Regions from separate parts of the Homo sapiens genome. Here region 2 is linked to region 1. Evidence: read pairs that join two places in POLR2A ChIA-PET (ENCODE). Cell type or tissue: IMR-90. All regions are shown on one strand.

Region 1 (8,000 bases):
AGGGACCAGGAAAGAGCATGTGAATGAACTAACACAAATGTCTTTCCTTGAAACAGTAGCTCACATTGAATACTAAGATGGTGGTTTGTAGCATTTTCTGTGTATAACAGATAAGGTCTCATTATGAAATAGGAAACCAGGACTTTTTTTTAATACCATTAACAAAATTCACCTTCTTCCTTGGTTGTTAAATGTCAGGATGTAAAATTAAAATAAATTAACTTAAACAAGAATATTGAGTTCCTAATCACATGATCTTAATAATCTTTAGAGATTTATTAATAGAGACTGTCTCTCTTGAATTGCTAGTATGTAATTTGAGTACTAAATTTGGTAATTGTATAGTGTAATAACTTGGAGTAATAATTGCTGGGCATGTACATGTAAGTAACTGGACTATAGGTTTGAGTATCACTAAAGATAAGCTTAATTGTTGGATCAATTTGGCTTTACCTTTATGCACTGGAAGAGGCAATTATTTACAAGAAGAATTTTTTCTTTCTTTTTTTTTTTTGAGATAGGGTTTCTTTCTGGAATACAGTGGCACAATCACAGCTCGCTGCAGCCTAGACCTCCCGGGCTCAAACGATCTTCCTGCCTCAGCTTGCCAAGTAGTTGGGACCACAGATGTGAGCCACCTCACCTGGCTCACATAATTTTATATATGTGTGTGTGTGTGTGTGTGTGTGTGTGTGTGTGTGTGTGTGTGCGCGCGCATATATATATTTTTTCTTTTTCTTTTATTTTTTTCTTTCTTGCAAAGATGGGGTCATACTATGTTGCTGAGGCTGGTCCCCTGGGCTCAAGCTGGGATTAAAGATTATGAGCTACTGTTCCCAGCTACAAGAAGAAAATTAATAATTAGGATATCAGTAGTGTAGCAGTAATAATTAGTAATAATCAGAATGTGTATTTGTTTTCGATGTTTAAATGAAAGTTTCCTGACCTGATTTGCTATATTAGCATCTTCAGAAGGTATACTTGGTATTTTGGGATGGCAGATAAGGAAATAGTTTTTTTGGTTTGACCTAAACAGATGTTTATCTGTTTAAGAGTATAACAGATTGATATAAAGAAAAGGGCATTTCACTATTAATACCTTTTAGATTTGAATTTGAATTAAGATAGATTTTAAACATAATATAGTTCTACAGAAGTTCTTGGGAAGCAAAACAAAGTGATTACTGACATGATTTTTATGAAATAAACCAAGAGTTCATAAAACTATAATAATAAAAAACTGCCAAAAGGTACTTGATACATTTCTCTTCCCTTAGTCATATGCAGCACACATTATTCTAAGGAGAAGTTATGGTGCTTTCTAATTTAGTTACTTAGACTTCCTGTAGAGACATTCAGGTTTCTATACAATACAATTATTTTGCACTTTAATTTGAACGCATTTCTGATGTTTATTAGCAGTAATAAAAATAAGGACTTTTTCATGATCTTCTGTATATCTGTATTATCATTCTTAATATTTCTGAATAAGTATATTGCCATCATCTACTTTCAGATTTAGCAATTCTAGTTGGTTGGTTTAATCTCTTATTTTCCTCATATTTACTTTTAAATAAATTTTGGACACCAGCTCTGTTTACCATGTAACTTATCTTTTTTCTTTTGGCCATGAGTGGAAGGTAAGCTGAGGTGAAGGAGGTAGGGGTAAGAATTGTTGACATAGTTTACTGCTTACTAGTGAGTGTTCCTCAATGGCCATGTGTTTAGTGAGTCCTTAAGTCTAGAATAAACTTTTCTCTGTTTAAATAATTCTTATGTTTAAAACCCAATGTCTTTGTGATATATGTTTTGGTTTGATTCCATCCCAACTTCCATCCTATTTAGCCATCTTTTTCTTAGTTGAGCCTTTAAAATTTTGATTTCCGCATTGCCATTTCTTTATAAGTAATATGTGACATTAAATGTCTAAAAATAGACCTTTTGGAAATTGTAGCTGTAATATGGAATGGCATTTTCTTTTAAAATAAACTACGAAGAATGTTACAGGGTATGAAAAAATACCGTGCAGTCCAAAGTAATGCAAATCAGCAAAATCAGCCAGTATCCTCTCCTTTATCAAGAGTCCGGAAATTAAGACAGTAGGAGTGTATAAATTATAAAATCAAGATGAGGGAACACACAGATTCCTAAATGATCAACTTTATGTCCTTCAGTAAGGATCATAGGGTGGATGAGTATGTGTGTGTGTGCAGACACTTAAAGAAGATCTGAGTCTGTAGGAGTCAGTGAACATTTCCTGTAAAAGACCAGATAGCAAATTATGGTAGGCTTTATGGTCTCTGTGACGGCTACTCAACTCTGCTTCTATATTAGCACAAATGCAACCATAAACAATATCTAATGAATAAGTGTGCGTCAGTAAAACTTTATTTATAAAATCAAGCAGTTGGCTGGATTTGGCCCACAGGCCAAAGTTTTCCAATCTCTGCCTTAGTTTATCAGCCTGACTTGTTTTTAAAGGATATACAGAGAAGAATGTTCAGTAAGAAATACATTTTTAAATTTAAACTTCATTAGTAGCACTTGTTACTAGTTGAAATTTAACCTTTTGTCACAAATAAGAGTCTTAAAAAGAATCAGTAATTTTTTTTTGTTTGTTTGTTTGTTTTGAGACAAGGTCTGGCTCTGTCGCCCAGGTGGAGTATAGTGGTGCTATCTCGGCTCACTACAACCTCTGCCTCCCAGGCTCAAGGGATCCTCCCACCTCAGTCCCCCAAGTAGCTGGGACTCCAGGTGCACGCCACCACGCCTGGCTAATTTTTGTATTTTTTTGTAGAGCCTGGGTTTTGTCATGTTGCTTAGGTTGGTCTCGAACTCGTGAGCTCAAACCATCCGCCCACCTCAGCCTCCTAGAGTACTTGCATTATAGGCGTGAGCCACTGCGCCGAGCCAATTTTTTAATCAGTAATTTTTAATAATACATAGTAACTCTATATATCAAGGTAAATTATTTTTATAGGTTTTTTTTAAATCTTGTGAGAGGTGTGTTATCTCTGGAATTATGATTAGTATAATAATAAAGGTAGCTTAATTAGGCATCCTTTGAGGGTAGTTTAATGATTAGCTCAATTATTGAAGTGTTTAGCTTGACTTCCTAATTTTAATTAAAAATATACTTGCCTTTGTAGCTTTTTCTTAATATCTTTCTTAATATCATATACATATGTGTAGGTACATTTAGATAGATGCCTTTAAAGATAAAAGTGAATGTAAGCATTTTATTAAAATATTGTGACTTCTTTGATGTTACAGATGTTTGTCAAAAATAACCGGGAAAAAACTACCTGAAAAATGAATAATGTATTTTTTAAAAATTCATGGCTGGGCACGGTTGCTCACGCCTGTAATCCCAGCGCTTTGGGAGGCTGAGGCAGGCGGATCACTTGAGGTCAGGAGTTTGAGACCAGCCTGACCAACATGGTGAAACCCCGTCTCTACTAAAAATATAAAAATTTGCCGAGCGTGGTGGCAGGTGCCTGTAATCCCAGCTACTTGGGAGGCTGTGGCAGGAGAATCACTTGAACTTGGGAGGCGGAGGTTGCCGTGAGCTGAGACTGCGCCACTGCACTCCAGCCTGAGCGATAGAGTGAGACTCCATGTCAAAAACAAAAAACAAAACAAAAAAATTCATAAGGCTCCCAGAATAAAATTCAGATTCTTGGCCACTTTCTTTAGAATCAGATATATTACATGCCTCTTGTTGGAAAGAACATATATGGTAATTTCATTGGAAACTGAAATTTTATCTACTTTTTGAAAATATTTTATAGTTGCCCACTGACCACTCTTTGCATTATCCAGTAGCAGTAAATATAGATATAATTTTATTTAGTAAATGAGGCTAATTTTTACTTGATTCCATTTCTCCAACTAGTATTCTTTTGGAAGTATATGTAAAAATATATATATGACAAATAAATGAAATGATAACATGCTGAGCATATTTCTTTATATTTATTGGAGCTATGATTTTAACGTGAGCATTCACCCAGAAAGGTTTTTAAATAAAAAATAGCTGATAATTTTTGTTTTATATTAATCTTCATTTGAAAAATAAGGTTTGCTTTATACAGCTTGTTATTTGTAAGATATATGACGAGTCCTAGAACTCACATGGTAGCTATTGTTAAACAGCAAGTTTTAAACAATTGGAGGTGTTTTAATAATAGTGTTTGGTCTTGTTTTTTATTTTCAAATAAGTGCAGTCTGGAACTTTGAAGCTTTTCCTTGTGAAGTTGTTTGTTGAGTGCTTAATCCTGCTCTTTCTTTAAAGTACGTAATCTTTTCTTGTGATGGCAGTACCTCTGCTGTTTCACAGCAGCTCTCTGTCAAAGGTGACTATAAATCTGGCCGCATCAGCTATTGCAGTACTTTCTGCTAAATGGTTTTCCTTTGTGCGTTTGTCTCTTTTTGTCTTTTGAAAAGGAAAAAAAAAAGTGTTGAAACAGATTTTTCCATCTGTTCAGTCTTTGTACTGTATTTTTCATAATGTGTTGTATTTTTCTTTTAAAATTCACTTAACATACTTGAGAAAAGAACTTAGCCATTAGGCATCTGGGAATGGATGCTGGGATAAAAAGCTGTTTTTACTTATATGTGAGAATTTACATTCTTTCTTGTTCATTTAACCCAGACCACTATTATTTATGACTACGTAGTAAATAGTAGTTTGAGCAAGTGGTTCCTTTAAAAGTATATTTATCTATCAAAAGCCATTCTAAAGAATTGCCTGTGATGACAAATATAATTCATTTTTGCCTCTTCAAAAACAGTCCTAACTCCAAAACAGTGAATATTAAGAATGATTGTTTTCAACCACTCTAATTTGTTCACAAATAATAAAAAATTTCTTACTAAAAATAATAGTGGAAGGAGGTAACTAGAGGCTTATTCCAACCCAGTGAATACTATAATTATGTATTAGTCTGAATGTTGCAATTACTTTTCTGTTTTGGTGCTTGTTTTATTCACATTAAAACAAAAAAGCAGTTGACCGACCTAAATTTTCAGATACTGTTGGACATTTGTAAAATGTTACAGTTGTCTTGACTTAAAGTTTTAAATGTTGATGTGCACATTTTTCATGGCTATTCTTAGCATCTTGTTAAATTTTTACTGCAGAAATAGTTCATTTTGTAGTTTTTCTTAAATGAGATTAGCAGAATATAAGCATTGAGTAAGCAGTAAAAATTAATTTTGCCTACTCTTATCATGATGATGTGGCTATCTTCATTTTTAATATATTTTCTAAATAGACTTCATTTTTTAGTGCAGTTTTAGGTTCACAGCAAAAGTAAGTGGAAGGTACAGAGATATTATATATACTCCCTGCCTGTCCCAAAACATTCGTAGCCTCCTCCATTATCAGCAGAGTGGTACATTGAATCTACATTGACACATCATTTTCATCCAAAGTCCATAGTTTATGATAGGGCTCATTCTTTGCACATTTTATGTGTTTAGACAAATATAATTACATGTCTTTCATCATTATAATATCATACAGAATATTCTCACTCTGCAGAGTTTTGTGCTGTTCTTCGTGTAGATCTTGTACATATTTGTTAGATTTATATTTAAGTATTTCATTTTTTGGGGTGCTAATATAAATTTCAAATAATTTCAAATTAATTATTTCAAATTCCACTGGTTCTTTTCTGGTATATAAGAAAATGAATGACTATGTTTTTTGGTTTTTTTTTCTTTTTTAGAGACAGTCTTGCTCTGTTTCCCAGGCTGGAGTGCAGTGGTACAAACACAGCTCACTGCAGCCTCGATCTCCTGGGCTCGAGCAATCCTTCCACCTCAGCCTCCTGAGTAACTGGGACCACAGGTGCACACCATCACACCCAACTAATTTTTAAATTTGTTGTAGAGACAAGGTCCTGGCATGTTGGCCAGGCTTGTCTTGAACTCCTGGGCTGCAGTGATCTCACATCCCAAAGTGCTGGGGTTTACTGGCATAAGCCACTGTGCCTGGGTGTGAATGAGTTTTGTATGTTAACCTTGCATATCCTGGCCACCTTGCTATAATCACATATTGGTTGCAGGAGTTTTTCTGTTCATTCTTTCTGATAGCTGCATAGTTGATCATGTTATCAATGAACAAAGAAAGTTTTCTTTCTTTCTTCCTAATCTATGTGCATACCTTTTATTTCCTTTGCTCATTGCATTAGCTGGTGCTCCCATTACAGTGTTGAAAGGCGTGATAAGAGGGATATCCTTGCCTTGTTTCTGATTGTAGTGGAGAAGCTTTGAGTGTTTTGCTATTAAGTGTGTTAGCTGTAGTTTTTATGTAGATGTTCTTTATCAAGTTGAGCAACTTCACCTGTATTCGTAGTTTACCGACAGTGTTTATCTGGAATGAGTGTTGGATTTTCTGCATCAGTTGATATAATCATGTGATTTTTCTTTTTTTAGAAAAATGTTTTCTAAATGTTTTCAAATGTTGAACTAGACTTGCATACCTGGTATAAATCCCATTTGGTCATGCTGTGTGATTCTTTTTATACACTGTTGAATTCAGTTTGGTAAAAATTGTATTGAGAATTTTTGCATCCATCTTCATGAGAAGGATTGATCTTAGTTTTCTTTTCTCGTAATGCCTTTGGTATTCATATTAGTGTAATGCTGGGCTCATAAAATGAGTTAGGATATATTTCCTCTGCCTTTATCTTCTGAAAGAGACTAGAAACTTGTTATAATTCACCAGTCAACCCATCTGGTCCTGGTACTTTCTATTTTGGGAATCTATTAATTGATTCAGTTTCTTTAATGTATAGAAGCCTATTCAGATTGTTTCTTCTTGTCTGAGTTTTGGTAGATTGTATTTTTTAAGGAGTTGGTCGGTCCATTTCATCTGTGTCATCAAAATTGTGGGCATAGATTTGTTTTTAGTATTCCTTTATTCTTTTAATGTCCATGGAAATTAAAGTGATGTCTGTCTTTCATTTCTGATGTTAGTAATTTGTGTCCCCTCTCCTTTTTCCTTAGCATGGCTAGAAGCTTGTTTTTTTTTTTTTTTTTTTTTGAAGGAAGCAGCTTTTAGTTTTGTTGATTTTTCTCTTTTGATCTCCTGTATTCAGTTTCACTGATTTCTTCCTTAACTGTTATTATTTATTTTCTTCTGTTTACTTTGGGTTCAGTTTCCTCTTCTTTTTGTAGTTTCTTAAAGCAGAAGTGATTGATTTTACCTGTTTCTTCTTTAATATATATGAATTCAATGCTATAAATTCCCTTTAAGTACTATTTTCTGTGTTTCCCATAAATTTTGATAAGTTGTTTTCATTTTTATTTAGTTCAAAACATTTAAAAAATTCTCTCTTAATATCTTTTTTGACCCAAGTGTTAATAGAATTGTTTTGTTTAATCTCTACATATTTTGGGATTTTCCAGCTCTCTTTTTGTTATCGATTTCTAGTTTACTTCCATTATGTTCCAAGAGCAGACATTGTATAGTTTCTATTCTTTCAAATTTTTTGAGGTATATTTTATGGCCCAGAATATATTCTGTCTTGGTTAATGTTCCATGTGAGTTTGAGAAGAATGTGTGTTTTGCTGTTATTGGATAACGTAGACTGTAGATGTCCATTATATCTAGTTGGTAAAGAATGGTGTTGAGTTCAGCTCTGTTGGCACTTTTTTTCTGCCTGCTGGATCTGTCCATTTCTGATAGAGGGATGTTAAAGTTTACAACTGTAATAGCGGATTCATATATTTCTCCTTGCAGTTTTATGAGTTTTTGTCTCATATATTTTGACACTCTGTTCTTAGGTGCATACACCTTAAGGATTGTTGTGGTTCTTGGAGAATTGACTCTTTTTTCATTTTGTAATGCCCCACTTTAATGACTTTCCTTGGTCTGAAGTCTGTGTCTGAAATTAATATAGCTACTTTGCTTTCTTTTGATTAGTGAAAGCATGGCATATCTTTCTTCATCTATTTACTTTTATTCTATATGTGTCTTTATATTTAAAGTG
Region 2 (8,000 bases), 230 kb before region 1:
TCCTGGCCAAGCTTCTTAAGCTGATAAGCAACTTCAGCAAAATCTCAGAATACAAAATAAATATACAAAAATCACTAGCATTCCTACACACCAATAGGCAAGCTGAGAGCCAAATCATGAACGAACTCCCTTTCACAATTGCCACAAAAAGAATAAAATATCTTAAAAATGCAGCTTATAAGGGAAGTGAAGGACCACTTTAAGGAGAACTACTTACCACTGCTCAAAAAAATCAGAGATGACACAAATGGAAAAACATTCCAAGCTCATACATAGGAAGAATCAATATTTTGAAAATGGCCATACTGCCCAAAGCAATTTATAGATTTAAGGTTATTCCCATTAAACTACCATTGACATTCTTCACAAAATTAGAAAAAAACTATTTTAAAATTTATATGGAACCAAAAAAGAGCTCAAATAGCCAAGGCACTTGTAAGCAAAAAGAACAAAGCTGGAGGCCTCACATTACCTGACTTCAAACTATACTACAGGGCTACAGTAACTAAAACAGCATGGTACTGGTAGAAGAACAGACATATAGACTAATGGAGCAAAATAGAAAACCCAGAAATAAGATGACACACCTGCAACCATCTGATCTTCAACAAACCTGACAAAAACAAGCAATAGGGAAATGATTCCCTATTTAATAAATGATGCTGGGAGAACTGGCTAGTCATATGCAGAAAATTGAAACTGGACCTCTTACTTACACCATATACAAAACTAAACTCCAGATGGGTTAAAAACTTAAATGTAAAACCCAAAACTAGAAAAATCCTAGAAGAAAACCTAGGCAATACCATTTAGGACATAGGCACAGGCAAATATTTCACGACAAAGATGTCAAAAGCAATTGGAACAAAAGCAAAAATTGACAAATGGGATCTAATTAAACTAAAGAGCTTCTGTGCAGCAAAAGAAACAATAGAGTAAATAGACAACCTACAGAATGGGAGAAAATTTTTGCAATCTATCCACCTGACAAAGGTCTAATATCCAGTATCCATAAGGAACTTAAACAAATTTACAAGAAAAAAAAACATTAAAAAGTAGGCAAAGGACATGAACAGTCACTTCTCAAAAGAAGACACACATGTGGCCAAAAATCATATGGAAAAAAGCTCAACATCACTGATCATTAGAGAAATGCAAATCAATATCACAGTGAGATACCATCTCACACCAGTCTGAATGGCTATTAAAAAGGCAACAAAAGCCAAAATAGACAAATGGGATCTAATTAAACTAAAGAGCTTCTGCACAGCAAAAGAAACTACCATCAAGTGAACAGGCAACCTACAGAATGGGAGAAAATTTTTGCAATCTACTCATCTGACAAAGGGCTTATATCCAGAATCTACAAAGAACTTAGACAAATTTACAAGAAAAAAACAAACAACCCCATCAAAAAGTGGGCAAAAGATATGAACAGACACTTCTCGGAAGACATTTATGCAGCCAACAGACACATGAAAAAATGCTCATCATCACTGGCCATCAGAGAAATGCAAATCAAAACCACAATGAGATACCATCTCATCCAGTTAGAATGGTGATCATTAAAAAGTCAGGAAACAACAGATGCTGGAGAGGATGTGGACAAATCAGAACACTTTTACACTGTTGGTGGGAGTGTAAACTAGTTCAACCATTGTGGAACGCAGTGTGGTGATTCCTCAAGGATCTAGAACTAGAAATACCATTTGACCCAGCGATCCTATTACTGGGTATATACCCAAAGGATTATAAATCATGCTACTATAAAGACACTTGCACACATATGTTTACTGCAGCACTATTCACAACAGCAAAGACTTGGAACCAACCCAAATGTCCATCAATGATAGACTGGATTAAGAAAATGTGGCACATATACACCATGGAATACTGTGCAGCCGTAAAAAAGGATGAGTTCATGTCCTTTGCAGGGACATGGATGAAGCTGGAAACCATCATTCTGAGCAAACTATCACAAGGACAGAAAACCAAACACTAATAAACTAATAAAAAAAAATTTTTTTGAGTCAAAAAACTACAGAGGCTGGTGAGGTTGTGGGGAAAAAGGAACACTTTTACACTATTGGTGGGAATGTAAATTAGTTCAACCATTGTGGAAGCCAGTGGCAATTTCTCAAAGACCTAGAGGCAGAAATATCATTCAACCCAGCAATCCCATTACTAGGTATATACCCAAATGAATATAAATCATTCTGTTATAAAGATGTATTCTCCCTTTTCAATCTCCAAGTTCTCTTCTTCCTTCCATTATCATAAAATAACAGATTTTGTTTAGAAATAATATAGCATGCTTCTAGAATATATTCTTATCTTAAAATGGATAAAGCTTCATGTCTTAGAATTCAGCTCAGCCAAATTAATATGTCAGCAGACCCACACTAGATAAGGAGGGCTGGCATTCAAAAAGGAGCTGATCTCTTGTTTTCCTGCAGCTCAGTCTAGTAGAAAAGACAAACCTGTACAGACATAAATGCATTTTTAGTGTAGTAAACATGCAGTGATGGAGGTAAAGGGAAAAAACTAATAATAACTAATTGCTTGGCTCCCTACTGAGCTTTCCTCCTCAAGATACTTTATTGTATGACAAGCTACGATAGGGAAATACAAAATGTAAAATAATGTGATTTGAGTTACAGTTATCTATTAATATTGTAAAGCCTTAGAAAAATCTCTTAATCTCTTGGGGCCTCACTTTCCTCATCTTTGAAACTAGGGTAATGACTGTATGTACAGTACTGAGGTCATAGGGGTGCAAGGCTCAAATGACATAATGTTCCTGAAAACCTTTTAAATGTGCTATAATGCAAAAGTTATTTTCATTAACACCATTAGCATCAAAGTGTAAATTATTGTGAATTTCACAAGTCTATTTGAATTTTACACTTATTCCATTTGCACCAGAAACCATCTTCAGTTCACCATTTTAAAAAGTCAACCTAGTCTTAAATGAGTACTATACAAAGGATCTTGATTCACAAACATAACGGCTGCTGTTCTTCATCTGAAAGTCATAGTCATACCCTAAAGTTAAGATCAGTATGTGATCCACAGTGTCAAGTCCTCTGTAGCCTAAATATTGGAGGCTTTTCAGAATATGTTGTATTTACTCTTTCAGACCACATTATTTTTATATTATTTGTTAATAAGGTAATTATAATTACAAAACAGTAGAAGTTCTCCCAACTGACCTCTAGTAAACAGACTCCTCTTGCCTATAGCTATCTGTTAAAGGATGAAAGCTCACAGCTAATATTCTGGGATGTTGACATTCTGTTTCTACCAATGAGTTATATGCTTACTAAGAGTCACTCACGCTTGTTCCTACCTCTTGCATCCAGAAGCGACATAAAATTATTCTTCGTTTTGGCTCAGCATATATGGCCACTGCACTCAGGGTACCTAACTCAGTATTGAATATACAGTAAGTCTGAGTCACTGCATTTTTTTTAATAAACTACTTTCAGGTAACTTTTGAAAATGTAAGATAAAGACTTAAAATCGACATTAATTCCTTTGTCATTTTCAGGCACTTTGCTAGAGCTGGCTACATTTGCAATTTATCTTTTTTTTTCTTTGTTTTGGACTCATCAGCCAATTTTCAAAGCAATTTGAATTCACTTTTTGTATAAGAGTCTTCAGGAAAACATTCTGTCAAGGGCCTTGGGACAATCCAGATAAATGATACCCCTGCATTCCTCTCATACTAATCAACCATTTGTGAATCTGTCTCAAAGAACGCATTCCTGTGCCAAGCTACCCTTAGCACAGCCCTGAAGCTGCTGCTATCCTTTCTGTCCCTGCTTCGTGAGTTATCATTTTATTCTGTCTTGTTCTCCTGCCAAACTGACATTCCTTCTGAGATTCTGTTCTCAGAGCAATTCTGCTCAAAATTTGGGATATCAAGAAGAATGAAATTACTAATCTTTTTTGTCATCCTCCTTACTGTTATCCCCAGATATTTGTATGTTTCTATTTTCCCACTTACAATTTAGATCACTTGTAAACATACATACAATGGAGTTTTGGCAAATTTTGAGCTTACCGTGTGGATTACCTTCTGGTTGCTGTCAGTGTTTTCCAAAACTCACACATAATGTGAAAGAAAAGAACAAAATTGGGTAGCAATCATTGTATGGTCCAGCCATGAAATAATGGGTTTTATAACTTCCTCTAAACTAAACTAGAATAAGAAAAAATCATAAATAAGATTACAATTTGGGGCAACCCACTCGGGTCCCCTTCCACACTGTGGAAGCTTTGTTCTTTCACTCTTCGCAATAAATTTGCAGCAAAAAAAAAAAAAAAAAAAAAAAGATTACAATTTGATTGATAGCTCAGTATCAGTGATATGATAGAAAAGAAACACCAAACAGGAAGACAGAAGCTTTGGTTTTCCAGTAGCTTTTTATATTTGCTGGAACATGAAATAATGAGGGGTTTGTTACAAAATACATACAAGGAAAAAAAACAAAGAGAATCTTTGCTAATCTTGTAACAGGTATAGTCTGGATGTCAAAGGAGAGGAAAGATGATTTAGGGTCCAAGGTCATTTTACTAACAACATTAACTTGTCACTCTCTAGTTAGACAGTCTCTTGCCAATATGATGACTCAGTTCCTCTCTGAGTCTCTACTGCTGGATATTGTTTAGTTTCTGCTTAGTCGTGACGTCTGTACTTTGAACTTGAATGTACTGACAGCCTCTACATATTTATAGCCTTTCATGACGAATGTCATCTTAAAGTCTTTGATATCTGTCTTCTGCGTCGGTTTCAACATCAGCCTTCACCCTTCACTATTAACTGGAACAATTTTATATATATATGTATTTTGCATTGAAATTCTCCAAGGAAGAGAATTTGATGTGTTAGTCACTATCATTTAGCTTTGGCCAAGCTCTTATGCCAAACCATCTTGGGCTCCTGCTAGCCGGGAGGTAGAGCATCATCAATTTCCCAACCTTAATTTGACCTAATCAGCTGCTGCTGCTGGGGCAAAATCATGTGGTAATTGCTAGTGACCATGAGTTCATTGATTCGTCCCTTTTTTTTAAGTTCCTACTCTGTCGGGTATTATTCTAGACGTTGAGGAAACAGCAGTGAATAAAACAGAAAAAAGAAGATAACAAGATTCTGGCAGGAATAAAAATTTACCCCAGATGCTATAAATTAAATGGTTTCGATGAAAGAGCTACTTATATATGGTGGAAAATGTTTAGGAAATAAACAGGGGAAATTGAGAGACCCCAAGACCAGCAACAGTGAGAAGCTACTACCACACCCATTGTTGAAGTGGCAAGCGGTACATGGTACAGAACCCAATGAGATTTTCAGACGTGGAGTGAGAGCTGCCTGGAAGTCACGAGGAATAGAGATACTGTTCAAAGACAAGAACACTGAGGGAAGATACATCCCAATATCTCTCTCCTCTCTCATTCCATTCTCCAACCAGACCTTTCCATTGGCCAACCCAGAGAGAAATATGAGAGCAAGGAGACCAAGGTGATATAGCCTCTGGCCTCTGAGCATATACTGCAGAGCTAAGAAGTGCAGAAAATGGATAGGATGGCATTAACTGAGAAATCATTTCACAGGGACCTTACCATCAAGTGGAGTAAACAGTTAAAAACAATTAAACTGAAGTAACAATATCAAACAATACAATTTGGATGAATATAAGCACAATAATGAAAAAGGTGGGGGAAAGGGGATAGAAAGTGATTTTCAAGAAAAATTATCTTAGAATATTGGAAAAACACCAGGCACAGTGGCTTGTGGCTTATGCCTGTAATCACAACATTTTGGGAGGCTGAGGTGAGAGGATTGCTTGAACCCAGGAGTTCAAGACCAGCCTGGGCAACATAGACAAACCTTGTCTCTACGAAAAAAAGTTTTTTAGTCACCTGGATGTGATGGCATGTGCCTGTATTCCTAGCTACTCAGGAGGCTGAAATGGGAGGATCACTCGAGCCTGGGAGGTCAAGGCTGCAGTGAGCTATGACCATGCCACTGTACTCCAGCCTACGTGACAGCAAGAGACTCTATCTTTAAAAACAGAAATAAAGGAAAAAATAGCACATGTGGACAAATTTTTGTCAATTTAATGGAGATAAAAGATTCGTGTTTCAGAATTTTACATTTGGAGTAGTTGATATGCAAAAAGAATGTATAAAATATGTGCAAGTGATGAACATAAAAATAAAGCAAAAAACTAAATATCAATGCTATTCATCATCCTTTCCTCCTTCCTCACTCTTCATCAGCAGGACCTACCAGCCCGAGTTTTCATTTTTAATCACATCTTTACGTTTCTTTTAAATATATTTTCAGTTTTGCTTATTTTTGAAATTTATAAAATGTATATCTTATATTATTGTGTTTTGTTTTCACTCAATATACTTTTTAATATTCACCCATGTTGATTCACATTGCTGTAGTTCATCTTCACTGCTGAATAGATGTTCCATCATATGAATATTCTATAATATATTCATTAATTTTTCTAAGAACATTGTGTTATTACCAGTTTGTTGCTAATATGATGCTGATACAAATATTCCTGTACCTATCTTTAGATACAAGAGCAAGTATTTCTTTATAATATATAGCACATGCAGGAATAGAATTGCTCAGTTATGGGGTTCATGAATTTTTTTTTTTTTTGAGCCAGAGTTTTGCTCTTGTTGCCCAGGCTGGAGTGCAATGGCACGATCTCAGCTCACCACAACCTCTGCCTCCCGGGTTCCCAAGCGATTCTCCTGCCTCAGCCTCCCGAATAGCTGGGATTACAGGCATGCACCACCACACCTGGCTAATTTTGTATTTTTAGTAGAGACGGGGTTTCTCCATGTTGGTCAGGCTGGTCTTGAACTCCTGACCTCAGATGATCCGCCCACCTCAGCCTCCCAAAGTGCTAGGATTACAGGCATGAGCCACCATGCCTGGCCATGCATTTTCAACCTTACAAAATAGTGCCAACTTGTTTTTAAAAGTATGATTATACCTTGTGTAGACTCTCTCTGGCAACATTTAAGAGTTCCCTTGATTCCCATACTTGCCATCACTACATATGGTAAGATTTTGTATATGAGTAGAGCAAATGTGTAATAATAACTAATTGCACTTTTAAATTGCACTACCATAATGAGGTTTATTGTTGTTTTATGTAATTAATGACCACTGTGCGTCCCCTTCTGTGAAATACCTGTTCATATACTTAGCTCAATTTTCTATTGGATTGTTATTTGAATTTTCTTTTTACTTCATAGGACTTCTTTATATATTATAAATACTAATTCTTAATTTATTTCTGTGTTGCAAATATCTTAGATTGGGGCTTTGTAGTTTTCTTGATGAAATCTTTTGATAAATAGAGATTCTTCTTTTTAATGTTGAATTTATCAATGTTTTATTTTTCAGCTGTGAGCTGTTTTCTTGCTTTCGCTATGCTGAGATTACAGACATTCTCTTGTATTGCCCTCTAAAACAGCAATAAGCAAACTGCAGCTCACATTTGTAAATACAGCGTATGGAAACACATCCACGTCCATTCTTTTGTATAATATCTATGCCACCTTGCACTGGAAGAACAGAGTTGATAGCTGTGACCATATGGTCCACAAAGCCAAAAACTTTTACATCTGATCAGTTAGGAATAAGTGTGCTGATCTGGTTCTAAAAGATTATTAGATAGTCGATCTTTTTCTCCGAGATCTAGTGTGGCAATTGTTATGTATCAAGTTTTCATACATGTGTAGGTCTCTCTATGGGCTCTCTTCTCTTCTATTGGTCTGTGTGTCCATCTCTGTGTCATTTCAACACTGAGTTAACACAGCTTTATAGGAAATCTTGGCATCAGGTAAACCAAATTCTCACACTGTAATCTTCTTCAAGAGTATTTTCCCTTTACTTGGATATTCACTCTTTTATAAAAGTTTAGCTTTAGTTCAGACAGTTTCATGGGAAATACAACAAGTTG

The links. ChIA-PET counts read pairs that join two places held together with the same protein. Peaks named below come from ENCODE experiments on the same cell type or tissue, not always from the same donor. Only the 100,000 strongest peaks of a DNase experiment are listed, where the experiment ranks them.
Region 2: POLR2A ChIA-PET joins it to region 1 with 10 read pairs; 4 of 35 experiments call an interaction of 5 or more read pairs at or near these places.

The regions. Positions count from the first base shown.
Region 1 is chr6:147,212,770-147,220,769 of GRCh38, forward strand. All of the region lies in intron 2 of STXBP5 (syntaxin binding protein 5), which reads left to right. Among named protein-coding and RNA genes, the nearest start is that of STXBP5-AS1, 12 kb to the left of the region's middle. In IMR-90, no CTCF peak of the experiment used is centred here; no DNase peak of the experiment used is centred here; H3K27ac peaks cover 149 bases.
Region 2 is chr6:146,986,677-146,994,676 of GRCh38, forward strand. The region is part of intron 6 of STXBP5-AS1 (STXBP5 antisense RNA 1); the gene reads right to left. Among named protein-coding and RNA genes, the nearest start is that of LUADT1, 170 kb to the right of the region's middle. In IMR-90, no CTCF peak of the experiment used is centred here; DNase peaks (open chromatin) are centred at 3,775 and 4,665.